2 separate regions of the Homo sapiens genome follow, and region 2 is linked to region 1. A link is a loop called in an ENCODE intact Hi-C map of the cell type or tissue named here. Cell type or tissue: GM12878. All regions are shown on one strand.

Evidence for each region. Hi-C counts contacts between places; a loop is a spot of excess contacts. Peaks named below come from ENCODE experiments on the same cell type or tissue, not always from the same donor. Only the 100,000 strongest peaks of a DNase experiment are listed, where the experiment ranks them.
Region 2: it touches region 1 in a loop (4-fold over the local background); 3 of 110 quality-filtered maps call a loop at or near these places.

Annotation. Positions count from the first base shown.
Region 1 is chr11:120,926,120-120,934,119 of GRCh38, forward strand. All of the region lies in intron 13 of GRIK4 (glutamate ionotropic receptor kainate type subunit 4), which reads left to right. Among named protein-coding and RNA genes, the nearest start is that of TBCEL, 94 kb to the right of the region's middle. RefSeq lists silencers at 11-110, 3,709-3,758. In GM12878, CTCF peaks have their summits at 3,692 (motif pointing left) and 5,163; DNase peaks (open chromatin) are centred at 42 and 3,662.
Region 2 is chr11:120,866,037-120,874,036 of GRCh38, forward strand. The region is part of intron 9 of GRIK4 (glutamate ionotropic receptor kainate type subunit 4); the gene reads left to right. LOC101929227 (a long non-coding RNA gene) reads right to left here. Exons shown (of 2, transcript NR_132790.1): 2 at 1,897-7,729. Among named protein-coding and RNA genes, the nearest start is that of TBCEL, 150 kb to the right of the region's middle. In GM12878, no CTCF peak of the experiment used is centred here; a DNase peak (open chromatin) is centred at 3,735.

The sequences.
Region 1 (8,000 bases):
GGTAGTAGTGATGTGAGGAAGTGAAACTTAGGCCTCTCTGGGCTTTGCCACATACCATAACCTGCCTGGACCTAAGCTCTCAGTTCCCTTTCTCTTTCACACCTCAACTATATAAACACTGACATCTATAATGCATATTAGTTTTTTAATCATGGGATTTCTTTTCACTCCCTTCAATACCTACATTGAATTTTCTGAAACAATAATTTTAAAAAATAAATAAAATTGAAGTGAATCCTTTAAGTTGCAACAAAATAATAAAGGCTGACACTTCTGGAACATTCCCTATGTTTCAGGCACTGTTCTAAGTGCTTTTTGTGTATTCATTAATTTAACCTCCCCAACATACCTACAAAGTATGTAATATTACTAACCCCATTTTCCAGATGAGGAAACTGAGGTACAAAGAGGTTAAGTAACTGGCCTAAGATTATGCAGTTAGTAAGTGGCTGAGCTGGCCCTAGAGGGTGTACCCTTGGTCAAAACATTCTACTACAAAATCGTTCCCTCAGTTGAGAGCCAAGGATAGAGAATAATGTTAACTGAGCTCCTCTTTCTTGGATTTGTCTATTCATTCATTCAATCATGACTTCATTCAACAAATATTTATGTAGTGCCTGGCACATGGCAGGTTCTGGACACTGGAGATGTATGATGACTAAGGCAGACAAAGGTCACTCCTTCCTGAAGATGGCACTCTAGACAATCAACAGGTAAACTGGTAAATAAACAAGACAATTTCAGGTCATGATTTCCGCTGTGAAGAAAATAAAGCAGTATAATGAGCCAGAGTGTCTCGAGGAGAGGGGCCCATTAAGTGGGCAAGTAGGGAAGGCTGCATTGATGGCATGGTGCTTGAGCTGAGGTCAGAACGGTGAGAAGCCAGCTGGGCCATGGCCAGGGCAGAGCATATGTGGAGGGGAAAGAGTAAACTCCAAGACCCCAAGGTGGAAAGTGAACTTGTCATGTTCAGAAATCAGGATGGGGGTTAGCATGACTAGCTAGACTGTGGTGAATGGGCTGCCGTATCACCAACGCCTGGTGGGCCACGGTAAGGAGTTGGGTCTTTATGAACTTGGAAGTCTCTCGGTTCTTTTCCTAGGTCCACATACACCCATGGTCTGAGGATAGCATTGAGAGTCCACAAAACTAGAAAGGAAGAATTGGCCGGGCACAGTGGCTTACACCTGTAATCCCAGCACTTTGGGAGGCCAAGGCAGGCTGATCACTTGAGGTCAGAAGTTCGAGACCAGCCTCGCCAACATGGCAAAACCCCATCTCTACTAAAAATACAGAAATTAGCTGGGTGTGGTGGTGCGTGCCTGTAGTCCCAGGTACTCAGGAGGCTGAGGCAGGAGAACTGCTTGAACCTGAGAGGCGGAGGTTGCAGTGAACCACATCACATCACTGCCCTCCAGCCTAGGTGACAAAGTGAGACTCTGTCTCAAAAAAAAAAAAAAAAAAAAAAAAGAAAGAAAGAAAGAAAGGAAAAATTAACATCTATATATTTTTCTAAGTTCAAACAGAAATGTAATATTTCCTTCAATTATGAATGTGGTCAACAAAGCTTCATGGTATTAACCACACCTGTGACTTTGTCACCAATGGTATTAATTTAGTGTTGCTGTTAGACACACTTCCAGCTCTTGTTATGTAAAGAGGCACAGATACCACTATAGCACAAAAAGTGTACACATATTTTGATAACTGAATTTCTATGTAGTCATTTTAAAATATTTTAAAATAAGAGGTTAACAGGTATCAGCAGACTGTTAAAGAGGTCCATGGCATAAAAAAATATTAAGAAGGCAGGCCAGGCATGGTGGCTCATGCCTGTAATCCTAGCACTTTGGGAGGCCGAGGCAGGCGGATCACCTGAGATCAGGAGTGTGAGAGACCAGCCTGGCCAACGTGGTGAAACCGTGTTTCTACTAAACATACAAAAATTAGCCGGGCATGGTGGTGCACAACTGTAATCCCAGCTACTCGGGAGGCTGAGGCAGGAGAATGGCTGGAACCTGGGAGGTGGAGCTGCAGTGAGCCGAGATCGCACCACTGCACTCCAGCCTGGGAGACAGAGCAAGACTCCGTCTTAAAAAAAAAAAAAAAAAGCTAGAAGGCGACACGGAGAAAAATGGCATCGTCTGCTTTAGCTTTCCCAAAGACCCCTCTGGCTGCAACGGGAAGAGGGGATTGTAAGAAGCAGGACCTCACATGAGCTCTGTTTACACAGGGAGTTGAATTTAACCCTCACCACAATCTTAAGAAGTATACATTATTTTGCCTATTTTAGAGATGAGGAAACTGAAGCTCAGATTTCTGGTAATTGCTCAGCTGGTGAATGGCAGAGTCGGGATTCAAACATGCATCTGCCTGACCCCAAAAAGCAAGAGGATTGAGGATTCGTGGGCCAGTGAATAGAAGCCTGTAACAAGAGGGTCAAGGGTAAATAGTATCTGCTTGGCCTCTTGAGTCAGCTTGGACCTCTGTGCCGCATAATTTCACCTGCAAATGAACTGCCAGCCCCTTCTTTCCTTAGCGCTGGTTCGTTCCTAAAATCTGCCCTCTATAGGCCAATAACACAGCCCTGTGCCGAGCCAACTAAATATTTCATGGGGACTTTAATTTAACTCTAAAGAAATTCATCCAGCCCCGAGAGTAAGCTGTAACCTCGAGAAATAGCACCAGGGAGCACTTGGACCTGCGGATGACATTGCCACTTTCCCAGGAATGCTAATGCTCCACTGGGCCTCTGCCTCTTCAATCATTGCTGTGGATAGGCCTGGCCCAGTGAGCAGGGATGATTTCTACAAACATGGGCTCGCACTGGTTAGCAAAGACGTGTGTGTGTGTGTGTGTGTGTGTGTGTGCGCGCGTGCACGCGTGTATGTGTGTGTGCGCACATGTGTGTGTGTGTGTGTGTCTGTGTGTTGGCACAGGTGAACAATTGGGTGCTATTTACTGTTCCTTTATTCCCTGATCTTTGTTCCTATATCCTGGTTCTGAAAGAAGGGAGAGGTGGTGGGGTTGGCATCCAGTCTCCCCAGTGGACAAGGACACCAAATATTTTGCAGGTGCCATGTGACCCCTAAGAGTTTCTCTTTGTCTCCAGCCCGCGGCGGGTGGCGTGGGCAGACAGCCTGACTCATGTGGCAGGAGAGCAGATGTGTGTGTTCTCAGGCATGTGACGCTGAAGTCTAAGGGATGAGCCCTGCGGATGCTCGTGTGGGCCAGGAGTGGGAGTGAGCCTCCCTGGCTCCTTCTGATCCCATTGCCCTGCAGCTCGGTGACCCCAGTGAGTCCTGGCAAGTTCCCTGGGCATCTCAATAGGTGCGGGTGGGAGGGAGAAAGCCGCCCGCAGGTAAACTGATCAAAAGACAGGAAGTGAGCAGATAATCTAATTTGAAATGGGCTGAGATACAGATGTTATTCTGCTCAAATGCACAGCACAAAAGGACTGGGGCCTGGGGAGAATTGGGAAGCAGCTCCGTGGAGCCAGTCTTCTGGCCTCTGGCTCAGCCTGGGCCTGTCATCTCCATTCCTTCCCGGGCTGTAATTAACACCCCTCCGCTGATAGCTGCTTTAAGCCAGATTGGAGCATGGGGCCCTTCCTCTTCTGGTTGGGCGTCCCACATGACACCGTCCAAGGTGTTAGAGGGAACCGGGTCTGGGGCAGGGCAAGGGGAGAAGGGCGCCCTCTAGTGGGGAACCTACGGCTTCAAGTCCTTAGGTTGGAGGATGTCTGATCGCATCCACAGCATGACCTGAATCTGGTTCTAATGTTCCAGCCTCCTGACAAAAATCCCTCCTGCATACAGGCATCTGTCAGAAATCAGCCTGCTTCAGCTGCCAGCAAGAAGGGGCTCGAGGGCAGGCCACGTTTGGGGGGGGGGTCCCCTCCTTACCCACGCTGTTGGCTGCACTGGCTCTTCACTAGGGACTGACTGTGTGCCCTCTTGGGGAAAGTCACTGCGAACAGTGCAGTAATAAGAAAGCCAAGCGCACAGTCCTGAGAATGTGTACATGGGGGTCTGAAGCTAGCTTTCTTCATGTCCTAGCTGCGTGTATTTGAGCAAATGATGAACCTCTCTGGGTCTCAGCGTCTTTGTCTCCAAAACAGGGCTAATGGCAGTTTTGAAATGTTGTTTATGTTAAATTTTTTCAAAGATTTGATCCCTGCTTCAAGAAGTTTATCTAATGTAGAGATAAGATATGCACACAAATGTAAACAGCAGTAATAGTAAGAGCTAACATTTATTGTGAGTTATCTGTGTCAGGCCTAAGCTTTGTGTGGGTTGCTCATTTAATTCCCATAGAAGCTCCATGGAGGTGGGAACTATCATTATCCCTACTTTACTGATGAAAAAACTGAGGCACAGAGAAGTTAAGGTCACGCAGCTCATAGGTGGCAGAGTTGGAGTGTGAGTCCAGGCATCCTGTACTAATACAAGGAAATTTATAGTATATGCCATGGTGGGTGGCATGAGCATTGCCTTCTCTCTTTGGCGACAGACAAGGGAGGGCTTATGCCTGAGAAGATGATCAGAGAAGGTTTTATGAGGATGGTAAACTTTGAATAGACCTTGAAGAGTAGGTGGAGTTGATGTTTGGACTTTTGATGTGGAGTAAATTTAACTGCAGAAAAGTACAAGGTGTGTTGAGAGCCAGCTGAGTTGGCCTGGCTGCAGGGGAGGGGCAGTGTCTGGGAGAGGAGTGATGGAGATGGGGCTGAACTTGCAGGAGTAGGCAGACCATGAGGGCCAGACTCCCACATGCTGGACTGCAGAGGAGTGGGAGTCGTGAATAATTTCTTAGGGAGGACAGGTATAGTTGCTGTGGTGCGTAAGTGAGTTTTGCTAGAAATATTGAGCACCCGCTTTATTCCAGGTAATGTGTTTTGTGCATTATATGTATTATTTCCTTTGTCCTCATAACATCTCTGAATTGGCAATTATTATCCCCACTTTACAGATAAGAAAAACGAGCTGGGAGAGGATATCACAGCTATCTAAGGTCACACTGTTAGTAACTGGCAGGGCGAGGACTTGAACCCAGTTTGGCTTGGTGCCAGTGACCCAGGCAATGTAGTCACAGGTCAGAGCAGGTGGAGGGAAGCAGTTATGTCTTTGACCTTGGCCTTATTAGGAGGGCCCCTGCAGGGACTGGAGAGAATGGCAGGCTAGGAGGTTTGGCAACACAAGGACTTAGGCACCCCTTGGTTATTGTACCATGGAGGTCATGCTGACCTTGGCTGGAGTGATATTGGTGGAGTGATGGGGTGGAGACCAGAGTGCCTGGAGTGTGGTGATATACATGGCAAGGGAGTGAGGAGAAAAATGCAGAGGGCCCTTTCTTGCCTCCCTTCAATCTTTTTCTTCACTAGAGCCGATTGAATGTGCTGCATATTCAGCATGCAGACTCTGAAGCCAAATTACGTGGGTTTGAATCCTGGCTCTGCCACTTACTTGCTGTGCAACCTTGGGCAAGTTACTTGACCTCTCTGTGCCTCAGTTTTCTCATCTGTTAAATAAGGATAATAATAGTAACCTATCTCATAGAGGTTTTGTGGATACTGAGTGAGGTAACATGTAAAGGGCTTAGTTCAGTGCCTGATACATAGGAAGAGATATGTGTTAGCTGTATTGATATTACAAGTCCAATACTGTAGGACATTCACTGTAGAAAATACTTCAGGACCTTCTGATTGCTGTCTGGTTCATTGCATCCTCTGCTACCTGCCTGCCTCTCCAGCCTCATCTTACAGCATGCTCCTGGCCCTGTGTGTTCTAGCCACTCTGGCCTTCCCACAGCCCCTGAAAAGCACCAAGCTCCCTCCTGCATCGGGGCCTTGACACATGTTGTACCTTCTGTGGGAATACTCACCCAGGCCTTCTCACTGGTCCCTCCTGTTCAGGCAGCTGAGTCTCATCTGGGGAAAACTCCTGTGGACCTTCCAGGCTCTGCCCAAGCCCTGTTCCACCTTCTCATGGTGACATATATAACCCCCCTATAAACACAGCACACGTGCAATTTTACAATTTTTTTTTTTTTTTTTTGGCAATCTGATACTTGTTCGCCTCCTCTATTGGTTGTAAATTTTTTGCTGTCAGAGACTGTGCCTGTATTTGTTCACCATAGTATTCCAGCACCTTGCACACTGCCTGGTGCAGGGCAGAGAGTCAGTGGAGAGCTGCAAGGGTACACTGAGCATTAGAGAGGAGGAAACAGGCGGGGAGGGGGCATTGGGCTCTGCAGGCAGTCCCCGCCCACCCTGAATCCCCCAGTGAGCTCAGCAGCCCCATGTTACTCTCGGCCCATATCCTCATCCAGAGCCAAATGTGCATTATCCCTCCCAGGAAAGCCAGGCTTGCTAGGCACAGAGCTGCTTCCTATCTGTGTGTTTACAGATAATGCCAGCCTCATTTTCACAGCCTCAGGCCTGGCCTTGCTTGGAATTCCATAAGCCTTTTCAATATACAGGGGATCTCCAGAGACAATTACCTTGGAATGAAGGTTTCCAGGAGTGCTTATTCTGGGTAGCGTTTTCTCATCCCAACTGTAGCCTCCCAAAGCTTTCCGGAGTTAAGTAACACAATTACAGAGTTAAATGACATTGAAGAATGGGAGGCACTCTGCAGCCCCAGCAGCAGGTGAAACAGGAGATGTGAAGCCTGACTTGTAAAGTTGTAGAAAGCTGCTGGCATGTAGAGGGGGCAGGGGCAGCTGGCCTCCTCAAGGGCAGAAAGCTGGGGTGAGGAGGTGTACTGTAAAAAGGTCAGAGAAGAAAGATCTGGAAGCTGATCAGAGATAGAAGAGAGGATCTGAAAGAGGATTCAGAGGGAGCTGGAGAGGCCATTTAATTCATTCTCCCCAAAGGAGAATCATGTTTGGAGGAAGGGACTGGGGAGAATGACTGGCTTTCCAAGCTAGGTACTGGATTTTTCCCAGAGTTTTCCAAAGGACTGGACAGCATGAGGTCTGGGAGGCCTGGACCCCACATAGGTCCACATAGACAGACGGTCACACCAGAGAAGCACATTGTGTCAACACAGCTGTGCATGTGCTCCAGGTCACCCGGGAAAGGCCGCAGGGGCCAGAGTGGGGGACGCGGTGACCAGTTAGGGCTGCACATACACAGAACAGGTCTGCCTGCCTCCAAACATGCCCACAACTCATCATAAGGTCTCCATAAGCCCTTGCTAAGATGATCCTCATTGTCAAGTTCAGCAGCAGCATCATTGTCATCCCAACAGCAAAGACTTACTGGCTACTTACTTCAAACCAGGCCCCATGCTCAGCATTTACAGACATGGCCTCATTCATCTTCTCAACAATTGTAGGAGCTAGGTACTCTTATTATACCCGCGTTACAGATAAGCAAACTGAGGCTTAGAAAAAGTTGAATAAATGACTTGTCCAAGGTCATACAACAGGTAAGTGAGTGCGAGTCCAGGTAGTTCTAAGCCACACTGAAAACTAAGTTCAGTTACCCCCTCTACTGCCTTAATAGCCCCTTATTGATATGGCAGCGCTCTACAGTGTTATGATTTATAAGGCTCTTCTACAACCATCATCTCTTTTGACTCTCACATAATATTGATAGGCTGGTATTGCCCCATTTTACAGTGGAGAAAAATGAGTCCCAGAGAAGGGAAGTAAATTGCACATGGCCATTTGGACGGCAAGGAGCAGAGGCACTGGCAGTTCTCCTGACCCGTCCCATCCTCCCATTAGCATGGCTGTATGTAAGGGAGGGCAGCCAGGCCAGGTGGAGGAGGCAGGCCTGAGGCTGCAAGAGGTCATAGCCAGGCGCGGTGGCTCACACCTGTAATCCCAGCACTTTGGGAGGCCAAGGCGGGTGGATCACGAGGTCAGGAGATCGAGACCATCCTGGCTAACACAGTGAAACCCCATCTCTACTAAAAATATAAAAAAATTAGTCGGGCATGGTGGCGGGCGCCTGTAGTCCCAGCTACTCAGGAGGCTGAGGCAGGAGAATG
Region 2 (8,000 bases), 60 kb before region 1:
TCACTCACTCCTGTGAGAATGGCACAAAGCCATTTGTGAAGCATCCACCCCCTTTATCCAACCCACCCGGGTCACTGCCACATGAGACTTGGGACCAAACAAACCATGGCAGAGTGGGATGAAGGATTGGCTCCATCACATAGTCACACAGTGAAGATCAAAGCCGCTGTTATCCGGATGCGCCATGCAGGAGCAGGGTTCACCTCCACCTCTGGGAAGGTGACTCCTCGGCATATGTTACTCTCATGGAAGCGGAGGAAAGCCCCTGAGTTCTTCCTGCAGAGGTCGGGGAAGGCTTGCCCGAAAAGAGGGAAGCCAGTAATTCACCGCTCTTCTGTGTGCAAAGCACCAGGCAGGGTCCACAGCATCCCAATGGAGCAGGGGTCCCGTGCTGACTTGCTCAGTGGACTGGAGAGGGTGTCCTGTCCTGAGGATGCCACCCAGGGCTGTTTAAAAGATAGAAACCCTGACCTCGTTTGTCTCCTTCCCAGTCCAATGTCAGACCTCCCAAGGCCTCAGCATCTTATGCTCCCCAAGAATGCTTGGGGGATATTCAGTGAGTGGGGGTGTTCTCTGAGGCTCTCTTGGTGCTGCCGGCGGAGAACAAGAGTAAAGATGGGCTGAGCTGCACCGGCTCAAGGCTGTCTCAGGGAACCATGCGAGGAGCATCCATGTGGGCCTCAGGACTGCAGCTGGTCCTTGTGCTGATCAGATTCTGCGTCTACTTTAGTCAGCTTTCTCTCAGCCAAGCCCCTTTGGTTTTCTTGCCAATAAAATGGACGAGTGTTCTTTCTTGCTGAGGACGGCAGGGCTCCCACCCCACTGGGTTTCACCTCGGCACAGAGCTGAAGACTCCTGTAGCCCTTCCCATGAAATTATCCTGCCTTCTCCTATTTTCCTTCTCAGGGCATCCTCGTAACAGTTAAGAGTGGTCATGTAGCCCTTTTGGACAAGTGGGGAAACTGAGGCACGGACGTGCTGGATGGCACATCAAGGGTCCTCTGAGGTCAGCACTCCAATATAACCTGGAGTAGAACGTACATCTGTCTCCCAGTGCCAGAGAACCTTCCAGCTACTGTCTCTGTGGCCTCCGAGAGGGAAGGGAAGGTGTTGCGGACTCTCTCACCTCAGCGTGTGGAAAGGAAGCTCACGGCAGCGACAATAGCAACACACCTCTCTCAAGGCTTCTCACTTTAGCAACCAGCTTTTGAAAAGTGGTGCCTCTTCCTGTCTCTTTGGGGGCTGAGAAATTCACAGCACAAACAGCCCAGCTCTTTTATGTTCTGGGTAGCTGGAAGGCGAGAGGGAGTCAGTTCCAGGAAAAAAGCCTGGTTCTGTCCCCACCATCAAGCGTTCTACAAAAGCTGCAGCTCCAGCCTCATGGGGACGTTCTCTCTTTCTCTCCCTCTTCTCCCCTTCTTTACCCTTTTCTCCGTAACCTTCTTTTCTGTTTCTCTCTCTCCACACGATGTTCCCTGCTCTTTCTTCACTCTTGGCACTTTCTTCTCTCCATTGCCTTTTTCTCCTGACTTGGGTAAGGGTCTGCCGCTCTTCCTCACCTTCCGGGTCGGGCCTTCGGCATTCTAAGTGGAGCTTTCTGGAGAGGGAGCCCCGTTCTAAGGGCACTGAGAGAGGAGTGGCTGAACTGAGAGGTAACCAGGAAAGCAAGATCAGTCCATGCCCCCAGGCCATACCTGCCAGGTGGCCGACAGGAGATGCAAATGTGCTTCTACCTGAGACAATGCAAGCAGAAGAAGGGATGTCGCAAATGGAGACACACACCCGCTAGCTTCACACGCCGTTCCCATTAATCACGCTGCAAAGAACAAAAATCCTGGAAAATCATTAAAATTACAGATGGCTAGATTAAGTAATTAGAATTTAGGCTAAAGCAGATGTTTGTAATTAAGTGTTTATTTCATTGAATAAAATCCAGATTGTAAGAACTATTCCATGGGATTTTAATGGTTCCTGTCCTGGTATTATATTGGGGGGTAGAGTTTAAGCTGCAGAAGTTCAGAGACAAATGGGCATCTGGGAGGATCCTGGGAATCCCGTCATCTGGGGCATGGAGAGAGATGAGGGTTACAGGTGTGTATGTAGGAGATATTCTTATTTTCATGTCATGGGAGGGGGAAGGAACTCAGCCACAGCTCCCTGAGTCAGAACTGATTCATCTTAATTTATACAGAGCCTTGCATTCCCCTAAACAATTTGCAAACAGCTCAAAAGAAAATAACAATGAAGAACCAAATGAAAATATAAAAACAAGAGAATCGAGGGTTCATTGCCAAGCAACGTTTTGGGGCCAAGAAAGAGGAGAGGATTTTAAATGAGGATTGAGCCATTTGGGGTATTTAATATTTAGAAGAGACAGGGACAGGAGAAGCAGAGACAAAAGCGAGAGGCGTGCACACACAGATGAGGAGTAGAGGCCATGGAAAGACAGAAAGGAAAAGGAAATGTATTGAGAGAGCAGAGAAGGGGTGGAAATGGGGGGGGGGGCGGTGCCTCCTTCCCCTGATGAGCCCAGAAGTGGAGACATGGATGGAGGGCTTTTTTTTTTTGAGACGGAGTCTTGCTCGCCCAGGCTGGAGTGCAGTGGCACAATCTCGGCTCACTGCAACCTCTGCCTCCTGGGTTCAAGCAATTCTCCTGCCTCAGCCTCCCAAGTAGCTGGGAGTACAGGCATGTGCCACCATGCCCAGCTATTTTTTTTTTTGTATTTTTAGTAGAGATGGGGTTTCACCGTGTTGGCCAGGATGGTCTCGATCTCCTGACCTCGTGATCTGCTCGCCTCGGCTTCCCAAAGTGCTGAGATTATTATAGGCGTGAGCCACTGTGTCCGGCCAGGAGGGCTTTTGTAACAGAAACTGCTTCTCCCTGACTGTAGCCCCAAATGCTTTCCAGAGCTAAATGAGTAAGTAATAGCGGAGGGAAAAAACAATTAGGAGAGGGAGAAAGATGCTTTGGGATGGAGATCTGAAACAAGGTGGAAAAATTGATGAGGCAGAGAGATGACAGGCTCGCACGCCATCAGAGGAGAAATTCGGTGAGGGCAGGAGATTGGTGACTGTGAGGAGAGAGCTGCAGGCACAAGGGTTGGGAGGTGAATTCTCAGAGCAGTTTGAAGGATCCAGGTGAGAAGCGTGGGCAGATTGGCAGGAGCCTGCAGAAGACAGTGCCTGGTGATGGGTGGAGGAACCCGAGGAGACTGCAGCGGGGGAGAAGACGTTTGGGGTTTAGAAAGGGTCAGCTCTGACCAGCCCAGGCTGAACCACAGAGAGGAACTGTGAAGCCCAGAGCCTACGGGGGACACGTCAGTGGTTTCACCCCTCTGAAGGCCACACACAGGTGGAGAGGAGACCACAACCTTGAGGATTTTCCTTCTACCTGCTCCCTGTGCCCAGCATCCCTAGCTGGCATTAGTACTAGAAGCACTCGAAGAATCTTGAAGGCCATGGAATTAGAGATGCCAAAGAACATTGCCAACAGGCATGCACGGATCTCAGCATCCACATCATGTGCTAATAAGAGAGCATCAGCCAAGAAAACCATGTCCCAGACGGAGTGGGAATAGTGGCAACCGTGTGGCAGGAACCAGCTGGGGGCCTGGTGGGAGGATGTGAGAAATGGCGTGGTGCTTCCTCTGCAAATCTGCCGTGATGACGGTCTCTTGGGGACCAGCACACAGCCTCACTGGAGGAAGAGGGGGCCTGGGGAGGGGGCCTGTAGACACTGGGGACTGGTGCAACAATGCCTCTGAGAGGAAAGGGATCCCCAGGGCCTTGGTACCAGAGTACTCTCGGCAACAGAAACCCTGTATCAAAACGTCTTGTGAGAAAACGGAAATGTGTTATTGCGTGGCTTAGCAAGATTCCGGAGTGGTGAGGTTGGAGGCCAAATCTTTTCCATCTCTGCTGTGTCCCCACTTGGTTACAGCTTCATGCTCAGGCTGGAGCTGGGCTGGCTGCAGCAGTCCAAGCATCCCAACCAGACACAGACATGTCCAGAGGAGAGAGGAGCGTCCTTTTAGGAGACAGGAAACTTTCCTGAGAAGCAAGCCCCTCATTCCAGGCCTCAGTTCATGGCTCATTGTTTCAGTGGGGTCACTCACACTGTCCCAAATCACATATTGGCATGGGGACCTTGGACCACCCAGGATTCCCTGGGACCTGGGGCTGACTCAGCCTCCTCTGAAGCTCCTTACAGTTTGGGACAGGGAAGGATACCTAAATCAAATGGGAGGAAGAAGGGGAGAATGGGTGCTAGGTAGGCAGCCAATGGCTAATGGCTGTTAACTGAGGGGCTAACGTGAGGACAAACAACCAGTCTTTCCAGGAGGCAAACTGGGTGATGGCCCCAACATAGGGCATTAGAGAAGCCTGCCCACCATCCCTTCCTGCCCCCACCCCGGTGCCAGAGTCCCATGCTCCCATCTGCTGCAGAGAAGGCAACAATGAAAGATTGCCCCAAGTTGTCCTGGGAGATGAGGCATAAGAATAAATCTGATAGAGCAATGACAACCTAGGCTTCTCGGAGGGAGGGAGGTGGAAGACAGTGCTGTGGAGAGGGGAGGAAGCCAGTCTGGACAAAGGGTACTGGGCCTCCAGGCCTTGCTTTGTGACCTTGGGCAAGAGAAGAATGCCTTGTGCCTCAGTTTCTTCATTCGTGAAAGAAGACAGATGAGTGGTTTTTTTTTTTTTTGGTTTTGTTTGTTTGTTTTCTGAGATGGAGTCTTACTCTGTTGCCCAGGCTGGAGTGCAGTGGTGCAATCTTGGCTCACTGCAGCCGCCGCCTCCCAGGTTCAAGCGATTCTCCTGCCTCAGCCTCCCGAGTAGCTGGGATTACAGGCGCACACAACCACACCCAGTTGATTTTTGTATTTATACTAGAGATGGGGTTTCACCGTGTTGGCAAGGGTGGTCTCGAACCTCTGACCTCAAAGTGATCCACCTGCCTCGGCCTCCCAAAGGGTTGGGATTACAGGCATGAGCCACTGCGCCCGGCCGGATGAGTTGTCTTCTAGAATTTCTTCCAGCTCAATCACTCCACGATTTTGGGAATCTGAGAATGGTGAGATTAACTGGGAGGCAAGGGAGAAGGTGGGACAGAAATTGGTTTATAGCATCATTTAAATAGCCAAACAGAAGGATCTAGAAGCCAGTTTCAGTTGGGGCAGCTAACTTGCTGTCAATTTGTCTAAGCCGGAAAGGGAGAATCTGCAGCATTAGTCTGTGGCATGTGAGAGGCCCATTAATAAAAGAGCCACATGTGCTCAGGGGAAAGCGAGTTACATGGAAGGACAAGGACGGTTGTAGGCTTGCAAAGGAGCATTCATTACCATGCAGGGCGAATCAAATGAAGAAGGAGCTGAGGGCAAAGGGGAAGAGCAGGGAAGCAGAGAAGAGAGAGTAGAAGATGATGGATGGAGGGACTCGGGAGTGTGGTGGCTCAGCCCACCTCATCCTAGCTCAGCAAGACTGCAGAGGTGTGCACTGTTCCCCATGGTGAGAATTGGGTGTCCTTTGTTGCTTAGTCTTCGGGTTCCAGGAGGCTCTGGGACCAAGGGACAGACAGGAAGGGAGTTGGAGCAGGGGAGGCAGGAGACTCGACGGAGGCCGAGGGCAGTGGCCTGATCCAGTATCTCTGTGGAGAGTGGGAAGGTGTTGAGGTCTATGGTACCTGCCAGATGGTAGTGGCTGAATAAAAGTGGGAATAAAGCAAAGAAGCAAGGCAAGGAGGAGAAGCAGCAGCAAGAGAGGGAGGGAGAGAGAGAGGGAGGAAGAAAGCATACACCAGCCAGGTAGTTTTGTGATGCGGGTGAACTTGGACTGGAACAGACAAACTTTGTTGACTGTTTTGCTCTGTAATTGCCTTTTAAAGAGATTATCCAGAGCTGGCTCACCCAGTTCCCCTCATAGGCCTCCTGGCCCAACATGTAGCAAAACTGGGTAGGAAATAAGCCCATCCACCCTGCCTGTAGCCCCCTGTCCTTACCACTCCCTGGAGCCTTACTTAGTTCAGTCAACACCGGCTTCCTGAGCACCTGCTAACATCTGTCTGGACCTGAGGGGGCACAGCCCCTGCCCTCAGGAATGCTGTCTTCTGACGCTGGCAGTTTGCAGAGCACTTTTACAGACTTGTGAGGCAGGGACTGCTGCTTCTCTTTTACAGGTAACAGAAATTGTTGCTCACTTGGAGGGATTCACATGCCTGGGATCACTCAGCACATAGTGAGGGGCTGGGATCTGGACTCTGGACTTGGTGTTCATGCTTTTAAGCTCTTTCCTCGACACCTCACTGTCTCACACTGCTTACACTCTGCCTGGAGAGCTTGAAAAACCCCGAGACAGCATCCCTCCATCCAACCGTGGAGGGGCCGGTGTCCCAGGGCTGGCTAGGAGGGAGGCAGGCTGTAAGCAGTTGGTCCCCTGGAATGGTGGTCTCACAAGGGTGCTCTCACAAGGGTCTCATGTGGGACCCTCACAAGGATGCCATCAGTTGAAAGAGGAGGCTCGGAAGGGGCAATGTTGAGTCGCCAGTGATGGAATGTCGTGTTTCAGTGAAGGAACTTGCCTTGTAATGGGACTCTGTGTGGACTTCTAGCCCTGTAACACCACTCCTCCCAGGAGGCCTCCACCTGCCTTCCTGGACCCCCTCAGGGCCTTGGCACAGTACTGAGTGTATAGTCAATTGCACTTGCTAGGGTTTTGTTTGTTTGTTTGTTTGTTTGTTTTTTGCCAGGGACCCCGCATACATTAACATAGTGTGGTATTATCTCCTCCTTAGATGGCACGTTCCTCAAGGACAGGTGTCTTCTGTCTTTCCACTCCTACCACCTCCACCAAGATACCCAGCTTTCCCCTCCCCACAGGCTGCAAACATTGTATCCACTTATTGGGTAGTGGGCAAATTTCAGCCAGAAGTTAATTCAAGTCAAGCAAATGTCTTAGGGGCCAGCCACACGACAGGCCCCATGACAGATGCTGTGCAGAATATAGAGATTAAGGTCCTGTGTGTTCCCTGCCCTGAGAAGCTTGCATTTTAATAGGGAAGATGAAAATGTGGGCACACAACTATGCTGACCTCTTCCCTGACTTTCAGGCCCCGCATGGCAGGACCCCTGCCATGTGAGTGATGGATTGCTTCCTCCAGCCCCGCCCCTCCTCTGCCCTCCTCTCCTTCTAGGAGTGGTCCAACTCTCCACTTTCTAGTCTTTGTTCCTGCAGTTCCACGCTCTGGAATGCCTTTCCCTCTTCTCAGCGACTCCCCATCCTTCAGTGCTCAGTTCCAATGCAGCATCCTCCATGAAAGACTTTCTTGATTGCCCAACCAGATGTTTCCCTCTTTGGAACCCTCCCCAGGAAGACCTTTGTGGACCTACCACACTCTGTCTCATGTTCCTCTTGTTTGTGCCCTGTCTCCTCATACCTCCCTTCCCCATCCTGCTGTAATCACAGGAATAGGCTCCTACTCATCTTTGGGCTTTGAACTTACCATGTGCTTCATACCTACTCATCAAGTTGTACAGTACAAAGTGGACTAATATTAGGCACATTTAGGAAGAAACAATATCGTGGGGTCTTGTAGGAGGAAGTGACCTTCAACTGAGCCTTATAGAATGGGCAGATAGGGGGGCAGTGGCCAGGTTCCTTTCTCTTCTTGACATAAGCAGCCGTGCCCTCTTCTTCAGGATTCCTGGTAGCAGTGGCAGTTGCTTGTTTCCCTGGAGCAGAGAGAAAAGGGTACACTTGAAGTCATGTGGGGCCCAAAGGGCCAGCACAAGGCTTCAATCCCAGAGAATCCTTTGCCACCATTGTGTGTCTTGGGTGAACACCTGACTATTAGATGAAGTAGAGCTGGCCCAGAGACAGGACGTGGGCCAAGGGTGATGAAGATGCACTCTTATTTCCCTTTCTTTTGCTTTCTCTTTTCTTCCTCCATTCCTCTTATTTTCTCCCTCCCCTCCCTTTCTTCCTCTACACCTCTCACTCCCT